3 separate regions of the Homo sapiens genome follow, and all the other regions are linked to region 2. A link is a contact called in ENCODE Hi-C or POLR2A ChIA-PET data. All regions are on one chromosome and are shown on one strand. The core of a region is the stretch at or near the end of the contact, and the rest is flanking DNA. Distances in the headings are between cores, read along the strand shown. Region 1 holds the start of GSN (gelsolin). Region 2 holds the start of PSMD5 (proteasome 26S subunit, non-ATPase 5). Region 3 holds the start of GSN-AS1 (GSN antisense RNA 1).

Evidence for each region. A loop is a pair of places that touch in the nucleus more often than their neighbours do. ChIA-PET counts read pairs that join two places held with the same protein, here RNA polymerase II (POLR2A). Pooled maps may share reads with other maps.
Region 1: a loop to region 2 is called in a pooled map, with 2.8 times the contacts of the local background. The contact joins the promoter of GSN here to the promoter of PSMD5 in region 2. A Hi-C loop is called at or near these places in 2 of 50 pooled maps. POLR2A ChIA-PET finds 5 or more read pairs at or near these places in 2 of 52 experiments (H1 and activated CD4-positive, alpha-beta T cell).
Region 3: a loop to region 2 is called in a pooled map, with 4 times the contacts of the local background. The contact joins the promoter of GSN-AS1 here to the promoter of PSMD5 in region 2. A Hi-C loop is called at or near these places in 2 of 50 pooled maps. POLR2A ChIA-PET finds 5 or more read pairs at or near these places in 3 of 52 experiments (H1, MCF 10A and activated CD4-positive, alpha-beta T cell).

Annotation. Positions count from the first base shown.
Region 1 is chr9:121,266,050-121,269,439 of GRCh38, reverse strand. It overlaps GSN (gelsolin), which reads right to left and starts at 1,278. Exons shown (of 18, transcript NM_198252.3): 1 at 1,221-1,278. RefSeq lists a silencer at 1,091-1,390.
Region 2 is chr9:120,840,724-120,844,206 of GRCh38, reverse strand. It overlaps PSMD5 (proteasome 26S subunit, non-ATPase 5), which reads left to right and starts at 1,285. Exons shown (of 10, transcript NM_005047.4): 1 at 1,285-1,470. The coding sequence starts at 1,298. It also overlaps the pseudogene CUTALP. RefSeq lists enhancers at 714-1,063, 1,022-1,316, 1,082-1,376, 1,264-1,563, 1,135-1,664 and 1 more.
Region 3 is chr9:121,284,001-121,287,584 of GRCh38, reverse strand. It overlaps GSN-AS1 (GSN antisense RNA 1), which reads left to right and starts at 2,055. Exons shown (of 1, transcript NR_103560.1): 1 at 2,055-3,584. All of the region lies in intron 2 of GSN (gelsolin), which reads right to left. RefSeq lists a silencer at 1-174 and enhancers at 314-1,513, 2,328-2,828.

The sequences.
Region 1 (3,390 bases), core at 29-2,528, 430 kb before region 2:
GTCCGCAAACGGCAGACCGGAATTGGGTCTCAGCCCTACCCTGCCTCACTGTGTGACAATTAGCCCATCATAAACTCTCTGGGTCCTTGACTTTTCTCAACTGTGAAATGGAGGAAATGGAGATGGGGTAAGATTCTAGCAAGCTATGGTCGCTGTAAACGGCAGAGCGGTGAGAGGTCCTGGTGCCCTGGTCAGAAATGTGGTCCTGGGAGAACAGGACACACAGGATTAAGTGTTTGAAAAGTCCCCAGATGCCAAACAAAAGCGAAAGGCACCTCCCCAGAGGCCCCGCCTTCCACAAAGTCCAATTACCCTCAGGACAGCCCAGAATGAGTTCTGGGTGTTTTAAAGCTCCCTTCCATGCTCTGAGGAGGGTGTGAAGACAGGATAAAGCGACAGATGTCTGGGCAGACAAGGAGCTAGGAAGAAAGCCAATGTCTCCTGCTCACCCACACCCCCAGCCCCCAGCCTTCCAAGGACTGGGGCTTCCCCCTGGGCACTGCCCAGACCAGCCAGCCTGCACTGGACCAGAGGGAAGTTGCTGTTATTTAGGTTCTGGGGGGCTGGACCCCAGAAGACATGGGGGCTCAGGGAGAAGGGGTTCCAATCACTGTCTTCAACTCCAGAAGAAGCTTCCGTGTGAGTCAGGGAAGGGAACACTGCAGGGCCGGGGAGAAGCCAGCACCTACAGGTAGCAGGCGCCTGAAGATTTCAGACAGTGTAAGGAAGAACTTTCTAACAGTCCCCAGAAAGAGGAAGCAGCTGGAGAGGAGAGCAGGCACAGGTATCGTCCAGGAGGCAAGGGTCCTCTGAGTGGACTCCCCAGCAGAGTCACCGCCCAGACCGTAGCTGGTGGTCCCCTGCATGCCCGGGTCAGACAACCCAAGTGCAGGGGTGACCCCGGGCCAGTTCCCCCATCCCGGGGGCGGGGTCGAGGTTATTAGCTCAGGTGCTAGCAGCACAGTGGAATCACGGGGTGGAGGCCTGGCCCCTCTCCTCTCCTGCTCCGGCGTCTCCCCATCCCCCAACTCCCATCCACACTCTTTGGTCCCTTGGAAGACGGGAAAAGTGAGCGAGGAAGCCCTTTTCCAGCGATGCCCCCGCGGCCGGGCCGAGCTCCAGGCGCGGGCGAGATAGGACCGGGAAGGAAGGGAGAGGAAGGACTCAAATCAGCCCGGGACCCCCAGATGCCCGGGGCCGGGGCCGCGCGCCTCCCCTACCTGCTGCTGCGGCACTGGAGACAGCGGCTGCTGGGTCCAGCTGCGCTCAGCTGGTTCCGGGCGGCGGGGCGGGGGCGTTGTGGTGCGCGCGGCCGGGGTGGGCAGGGCGCGGGCGGGAGCCGCCCTCGGGGCGGGGCGGCCGGGCAGGCGGGTGGGGGAGGAGCGCCAGGCCCTCCCGTCGGCTGCTGGGCGGGTGGCTCCAAGCTCGCCTTCGTCCAGGGGGACCCCTCGCTTCACCTCGCAGGAAGGCACCAAACCAAGCCCTCTGCTTTCCCCTGGAGGAAACTGAGGCCCGGAGCACGGAGGGGAGATCTGAAGAGGCCTAGGGTCGGGGAGGAGACCCAGGGCAGCTCCTGAGCTGGGCTGGGGCCAAAGAGCTCAGATGGGACGGGCAAGCGAGCAATGCTCAACTAGCACCAGCGGAGGCAGATTTCAGCCCTGGAGAGAACGGACTTCAGGAGGCAAAGCCCTCGAAGAGTGACATAGGCTGCATGCAAAGCAGGGGAGATTCCCTCCCACGGAAGGGAATAAGGAGGAAGAGCGATTCCCAGCTCATTCCGAATGAAGTAACGAAAATGCCAAGTGCATCCCTGGTCCTTAAAGTGGACCATTAAGCAGGCGCCTCGGAGTCAGAAGGCCTGGTTTGGAACCCCAGACATCGACTAGTCCTGTAACTTTGGGCAAGCGAGCTCACATGTCTAAGTCTCCGTTTCCTCGTTTGTCAAATGGGCATCCTGAATTGCCGCTTCATGGGGCGGTTGAGAAGACTCAGTGAGAAAAAGACTCTCAGCACAATGACAGGGACCGTGGCTTCTGCATAAACGGAAGGGATGTTCTTATTAGTGTCATGGCAGATACTGTTTTAGGAGATTGAGGAAATCCACATTGGGTAGAAAGATGAGTGCAAGGTCAATTTTAAGCAAATGTAATACTTTGTTGATTTCAACAACATCTCATATGCATTTGAGACGATAGCCGTTTATAATGCAGCAAGGCATAAGACGGCCTCCCAGCAGTCCTGGTGCACACATGAGTTCCCAGGACTTTTGGAGTTGCCGCGTGACTCCGGTTTGGAAGGATTCACACACTCCACAGGAGACTGCACCACATGACAGAGATGTCCATTCCCAGCCTGGGTGCTGGCAGCAGCCCCATGTTCAGCCAGGGTAAAGCTCCCTCTTAACACAAGGTAAAATGTACTAGAGTCAGTAATTGCCGGGTGCTGGGGATCAGAGCAGAAAAGGCTGTTGTTTAAGTAGCACAGAAGCCAAGAGCACAGTGCTCACTCCCTGGTTTTTCCATTGAATAGCAGCCAGGGAAGCCACAGGACCCAGGGAATCTCACCCTGGCTCTTCCTCCTGCCATTCTCTCTTTGTTCAACACCAGTAAATACAAGAACCATTTCTTGAATGCCTCATGCCATGCTCTGGGCTTCCCACGTATTACCGACTTTAATTCTCACCTCCCTACCTGGCCTCCTAAGGGAGGCATTACCATGTGTATTTTTCAGATGAGCAGGCCAAGCCCACAGAAAGGGTTAAGTACTCTCTGGAGGTCACACTACTGATACTGTGCAGTCTACTCTTCTATGCCTGAGTCCTTGGCCCTCGCTTCTTTGCTCAATGTCTTATGTCACACTCTGCCACCTTTCCTGGCTTGGGAAATTCTGCCCAGTTCCACTTTCTCTGAGAATACAAGCAAGGTATCCACCCCGCAGGGAGGCTCACACCATCTCTGCTACTCTCTGCTTTCTCCAGAGGCTGCCTGGGGCCCAATGCAAGGCTGCTGGGGAGAAAAGCAAAAACACAGGCTTATTTGGCTCTGGAATCTTTGATTACAAGCCCCGGCATACACATGCCTTGGAATTATCTAACATATCATTTCCAGCCCCAGCAACTGCTCTCAGACAAAGGGAGGTGGAACTCTGAATCTGTGTCCCCATAGAACTGGAGAATACCACATCACGATGGAGGAAACATTGGAGAATGTCTGCTCCAACTCCTCCCTTTAGAGATGGAGAAACTGAGGCCAGGAGAGCAAAAGGGTTCACATTCTAAGCTAGATCTAAGGTTCCATATTCTAAGCTGGGTCAGATGCCTACCCATAACCCTGTAATTGCTCCATTTGGTGGCTGGAGAGGAACATGGGAACAGGGTATCACCAGGAATCA
Region 2 (3,483 bases), core at 36-2,535:
TTGGCGTTGAAGACCTGTTGAGGCACAAAGCCTCTCTCCAGTTGCTTGGAATACTCGATACCCACTCAGGATTTAAGGGTCCTTCCTCCCCATCAACTTCGTATGTTGCAAAACAGCAGCGATTTTTAAAGTTCTCAAACCATCCCTTGCTCGCATGATACTTATTTGGGTTGTCCTCCCCAGATGTTTCCCATTGGTTCCCTGTAGATGTATTTGGCCTGGTTGCAGAGGGCCTTCCGGGTCAGATGCCGCCCTCTGTCATCTGGCCTTCCACCTAAAAGGTTAACTGGGTCTCCACCTTCACGATGTTTACATTACAGGGGAATACACAGCAGCTTAGAGCAGATGGGCGACCAACTCTCCACGCTGGTCTTTCTTGGTTTCCTGAGGGTAGTGGAGGACAAGAGGGGAAAGCAGGGTCTTGCTCTGTCGCCCAGGCTGGAGTGCAGTGGCACAATCACCGCTCACTGAAGCCTCGACCTCCTAGACTTAGGGGACCCTCCCGCTTCAGCCTCCCGAGTAGCTGGGACTACAGGTGCGTGCCACCACACCGCACTAATTTTTTTCCTTTTTTTTTTTTTTTCTTTTTGGTAGAGACGGGTTTCTCACTATGTTGCCCAGGCTGGTCTCGAACTCCCGGGCTCAAGCGATCCTCCCGCCGCGGCCTCCCAAAGCGCTGGGATTACAGGTACGGCCACTGCGACCAGCTGCTTCTCCTTGGTGGACTGATCAACACCAACAAGGCGGCGCACGTCCCTATTACTCACGCCTTCGTCAGGCTCCTGGAGAATATTCATCCAGTCTTCCAGAGGCATGACGCTCCGCCTCCTCTTGACAGGTGGCTGGCCCAGGATCAAGATTCCCCTCCAGGCCACCGCTCCACCTGGGGAGGCCTCAGCCGCGGCCGTAGCCGCGGTGGCCTCCATAACGGCTGCAGTCGTCCCCGCCTAGAGCCTGGTTTTGGAGCCTCGAGGACGCCGACGAGGCTGTTTAACTTCCCGTGAGTCCCCACCCTCGCCGCTCCGCTGGCCGGGAATTTGGCAAGGCTTTGCCCTACGCGGTAAACACGTAAGCCTACTGGCCTCCGCATTTCCCTGAGCAGCGACCTAGATGACGCCAGACTGAGGGAGCCGCAACCACTGGCTACAGTTGACACGGCCCTAACGGAGGCTTCTCGCGAGGCTTGGCAGCCCCATAGCCATCTCAGGGACAAGGAGGCTGTGATCAGATCTCGCGAGGTTCAGGAAAGCGCCCCGGGAACTGGGCCGCTGGGCCAGCCCCTGCGTCGGGGGGCAAGATGGCAGCCCAGGCTTTGGCGCTGCTGAGAGAGGTAGCGAGGCTGGAAGCGCCGCTGGAGGAGCTACGCGCGCTTCACTCCGTGCTGCAGGCAGTGCCGCTCAACGAGCTTCGCCAGCAAGCGGCGGAGCTGCGCCTCGGCCCGCTCTTCTCCCTGCTTAACGAGAACCATAGGTGAGAGGACCCCGGGGGCTTGAGCCGAGGAGAGGGGCACCCCTAAATATGGACATGAGAGTGGTTGAGGGCAAGAACAGCGCTTTTCCCAGTCACAGGGGAGGTGGAAAGTAGCCGAAATTTGCAGAGAAGGAAGGATCCTGGGTTCAGAGGCAGGAGATGGGGTTCAGGTTCAGCCTCTGAGAGTGCCCCAGGGTGTTTTCTCCCGTCGCCTGGCCTCGCTGCCTCTGAGCAGTGAGGCACTGCCTTCTTCATCAAATAGAAATTAAAGGAGGAAAGCAAAGCTGTCCACTTACAAGGAGCATTCCACATCTCTTTGTACAGGTTCTTGATTTGTTTCCCCTTCTAAAAGGATCCTATCCTGGCAATGTGGCAAGAACCATCAGCATTTTAAATTCACATGCTTTTTCATCCAGTCATTCTTGTTAAAAAAATTTAATGCAAGTATACGCGCACAAAATGTGCAGTTACTTTGTTCTTTCGAACCCGAGGCTGGAATCGCCCCAAAAGCAGCGGCAAGAGAGTTCCCACGAGGGAGTGCTTCAAACCTTCCCGAGATGTGGCTGGTTGGGATGACAGAAAAAGAAGCACTGAATGCCAAGGCGATCAGTCCAAAAGCGTTTAGGGGGAAACCTGCAGAGGGCTGCAGAAATTGTCAAGACGGACACCGGGAGAAAGGTGTTCCTGGGTATGTCCGCAGTGAGGGGGTCAGGGTATGGAGTTCAGATGAGAGTTTAAAGGAATTTGGCTCAGGGTTGAGGCCAGTTTCTTCCAGTGTTTTGGGCAACAACCTAGGTACCTTTATCAGGCCTGTGAATGTTCAAGGCCCCTGGTTTATGGTCAAGCCTGCTAGGGAAACCTGCCGCTGGCTAGGTCAGAGAGCAATCAAGGCACTCTGATTTTCCATCAGGACAGAGAAAGAAAGGGGGCGACTGGAGGACCCTACAACATTATATGCAAGAATATAACATATCGTGTGTGGCACCAGAACACTAGAAACAATCTAAATATCCGTTAACAGAGGATTCCAAATTATGCGCTATTACTCTGTAACACTGTGCAGTTATTTAAGTTATTGAGGTAGATGTATATATATGTATGTGGACATGGAAAGATCTCTGTGTTTTGTTTTGTTTTGTTTTGTTTGTTTGTTTGTTTTCAGACGAGTCTCGCTCTGTCTCCCAGGTTGGAGTGCAGTGGCGCGATCTCGGCTCACTGCAACCTCCGCCTCCCTGATTCACGCCATTCTCCTGCCTCAGCCTGCCGAGTACCTGGGACTACAGGCGCCCGCCACCACGCCCGGCTAATTTTTTGTATTTTTAGTAGAGACGGGGTTTCACCATGTTAGCCAGGATGGTCTCGATCTACGGACCTCGTGATCCGCCCGCCTCGGCCTCCCAAAGTGCTGGGATTACAGGCGTGAGCCACTGCGCCCGGCCAATCTCTGTGTTGTTGAATGAAAAAGAAAATCGCAGGGTATATCAATCTATAATTTTAACCTGTAATTTTTAAAAAGGATTACAATCTTCCCAACCCCCACAGGCATGTAAAACTTGTATAACATTGCAAATATCTGCAAAGGTACACCAGAAACTATTAATAGGGAAGTGGGTCTGAAAATAGTAGGACAACTTTTATTTTTGATTTTTTACACATCCGTAGTGTTTGATTAAAAACACTTTGTAGGCCCGGTGCAGTGGCTCACGCCTGTATTCCCAACACTTTGGGAGGCTGAGGCGGGCAGATCACCAGGTCAAGAGATCGAGACCATCCTGGCCAACATGGTGAAACTCCGTCTCTACTAAAAATACAAAAGTTAGGCCAGGCACGGTGGCTCACGCCTGTAATCCCAGCACTTTGGGAGGCCGAGGCGGGTGGATCACAAGGTCAAGAGTTCGAGACCAACCCGGCCAACATAGTGAAACCCTGTCTCTACTAAAAATACAAAAATTAGCCGGGCATGGTGGCACGTGCCTGTAGTCCCAGCTACTCTGGAGGCTGAGGCAGGAGAAT
Region 3 (3,584 bases), core at 806-3,305, 440 kb before region 2:
GAGGCCCAGCTGGGAGCCAGTTTGAGCCGAGCAGTTCCCTAACACCTCTGTGGACCAGGTGTGCAGCAGGATCACCCAAGGAGCTCAGGAAACAATAGATTCCCAGGCCCCACCCCTAGCCTCTGAGTCTGTAGGTCTAGGGTGGGGCCCGGGAACCTCTGATTCTGAGGCTCAGCCAGGACTGGGCCCACATCTTCCTTTCACATTTGGGGAAACTGAGGCTAGGCAGGAGAGGGGCCTGGTCAGACCTAGTTGATCAAACAGTGGGAGAGCCAGGGCTAGAATTAGAGCCCTTTCCTCTTCTCGTCTCTCCATTCCCTCCGCCTCCCTCCCACTCCTCCCCCTGTCCTCAGCCTCCCGGTGACTCAGGGCTGAGTCACCCAGAGGCCCCACAGAGGAAACTTCTTAGGAAAAACAATCGCCAAACAAAGCTTTCCCTGATCTGGGGAAGAGAATAGGCCCAGGGGGCCAAGAGAGGGAGGGGAGGGAGAACACAGGGTGGAGTCGGAGGCTCCAAGACTTGGAGTCTCAGCCACTCCCTTGTGTGGGGCCCTAGATAGGGACGTCCCCGGAATGAACGTCCCCATCTGCAAATAACACCTCCTATGCTCATAGAAGCCCATTGTGATGATAAGTACTTTATAAGCATTGTCTTGTTGAATCCTCCCCAAAACCCATGGCTGGCATTGTCTCCTTTTATAGACGGAGGAACAAAAGCTCAGAGAGGTTCAGCCCAAGGTTACACCATTAGGAATTCAGGGCTGTCTGACTCTGAAGTCCGAAGTCTGACTCTCACTTCTACACACCTTTAAAAAATACCTACTGTACACAGTGGCATGAAGATCAGCTCTCATCAGACAGGTAAGGAGAATGATGGCCACAGTGGCTGTTCAATCACAAATTGTCTCCTTTCTTTCTCTGACTTCCCGGCCCAGAGGGCACACAAACAGGAACACCAATAGTCATTCAAGCAGTTGTGGGCCCTGGGAGCACAAAGGAGGGAGCACCCATGGCCCAACAGAGCCACGGAGGAGGGGCATTGGGGCAGAGCCTTGGAGGATAAATGGAGTTTCCCTTTTGGGAAGGTGGGAACAACAGACGCAAAGGCTTGGGGGTGTGGCCTGCACAAGGAAGCGTAAACAGTTTGGAGAAGCATGGCTGGGGTTGAGACAGTGGATACCTCGGGGAGAAGGGGTCTGACTGCTACGGAGTCCTGGCCTGACCGGACACACTGAGGATTTTTAAGCAGGGAGAGAATAGAATTGGAACTGGTTTCATCTCTGCAGGGGGCCTGGCTGGTGTTGAACTAGGAGTCAGGAGCGGGACTTTCCCTCGGGTCTCCCTGGCGTCCCTCCTCTGAGCTGGCTTCGGGGACCACCCCAGATCCCGTGCTACTCACCCATGGGTCAGAATTGCCCCTGAGGGCTTCTTCCTCGGCCATCGCGAGGCTGGGGGGAGCTATGTGGGCCTCTCCTGACACAGGCCAACCTAATCATCTCAGCCTATAAATAGGACTCAGGATTAGTCTGGAAATAGCTGTGCCAAGCCAACTCCGCAGGCATCACAGGCACACACAGTTCCGGAAATGGTTCTTCTCCTCAACACAATTAAAACCCAACACTTCCTCAGGAAACTATTGTTCACACTCCACTTTGCTTCCTTAAGCACAAGGCCGTCAATTTTGGGGGGAAGAACCTGCCTGCCTACTGCTGATTAGTGGGGGTATGCTTTGTGGAGAGGAGGCCCTTTTCCTGCTTCTCCCTCTCTGAGGACCTGAAGGAGTCACTACCATTCTCTGGGCCCCAGTTTCCCCAAAGGTAAATTAGGGAGGTGGGACATGATGCCATTTTTAACTTACCAGGATTTCAAAAATTAGAATTGTAATAAACATGTGAGCAGGGAGAAATGAACAGGTTCAGGGCCTGCCACTGAGGAGCTGAGTGGCCTTGGATGAGCCACTGTTCCTCTCTGGGCCCCAGATTCCTCAGCTGTAAAATAAAGGTGCTGGGGGATGATGTCCAAGATTAATAATTTTTTTTTAATTTCATTTTTTTGTTTAGTATTTTTGAGAACCCAGCCACCTGGCCATGCTGTACCAGCCTTGTGCTGAGTGCTGGGGATAAAGGAACAAATAAAACCCAGTCCAGGCTTCTGTGTGCCCAGCCCTGTGCCGGGTCCCAGTGGGTAACAGCATGTCCAATCCCCTCAGTGTCCCACTAGAGGCTTCCTTTGGGGCTGCTGGGGACATCTTGTTTCTAGTTGAGAATTCAGATTTATGTCCAAAGACAAGAACTCCCTGAGGGGCAGATTACAACATGGACTGGGCCATTACAATCAACAAGGACACAAAGCTAACACAGCCATCGTTATACACCAGACATGTGCTAAGGACTTGATTTCCCCATTGTTTAATCATCACCAACTCCATTATCACCCCCATTTCACAGATGTGGAAACTGAGGCTGAGAAGAGTAAGGGACTTGTCCAAGGGCACAGAGCAAGTCAGGGCTACGGTGATGTTTCAGGCCCAGACCTGTTTGCCTCTGGAGCCCAGGGTTTAACACACCCCAGTGCTGCTGTGAAAGGGCTCTGGACAGCTCAGGCTGGCCGGCCAATTCGGGGATAACCGAACAGAGGTATGGAACAGAAAGGGGCGTTGAGGATGTTGCTGTGTGTGTGCGGTGGGGGGAGTGACAAGGCTTCAGCAATGGTACTCATTCTCTCCAACCAGCTCCCAGTGCTGCTGTCCTCTGATCCACCCTCCGCTCTGCCTGCCATGGACTAATTGTTCTGAAATCCCATGGATCAAGTCACTCCTCAGCTGAGGACCTGTCCATGGCTCCCTGGTACCCAGAGGATAGAAACCCAGCATTCAAAACCTCTCTAACCAGCTCCCCACCTCAACCCTCACACTCCTGCTCACTAGCCCCCAGGCGCAGTGGGCTCTTCCAGCGGCCAAGCCTGTGCCTACGGTGCCTTCTTGCCTGGAATGCCCAACTCCCCCTTCTCAGCCTTCTTTGACTCTCAAGTAAGGAAAAGCACTCTTTGTCTCCCTGAGCCCCTTGGCACTTATCACAGAGCACTCTGGGCGTTAACTTCCACTGTCTCCGTCTTGGATTAGAGTGGATCTCAGAGGGCCCGGTGGTGTCTGCTTCACCTCCCTCTCCACTGCAGCAGCTTAGCAAGGACTGGCCGGGTAAACTAAAAAATGCAAAGAGCTGAGAGAATCCTGGGAAAGTGCACATTTCCCAGGACTGCCCAATGACAAGCCCCGTACCAAGGCACAGCATCAGGATACCCTGATGTGGAAGAACCAAAAATTGCACCCTCATGGCTTATCAGGATGGTCCTTGTGTCTGTCCCTTTCAAGGGTTCTGATAATGAAATCTGGGCAAGTCACCCTCCTGCTTTAAAACTTCCAATGGTTCCCAGAGGTCTAGCATAAAATCCAAACTCAAGGGCCCACATAACCTAGGTGCTGCCTGGCCCCCAGGCCCTCCTCTTGCCACGCCCCCCTCCCTGGCCAGCCTCCCTCACTTCTTTCAGTTCCTCAAGGACTCCCCCTCACTAAAGCCTTACCCAGG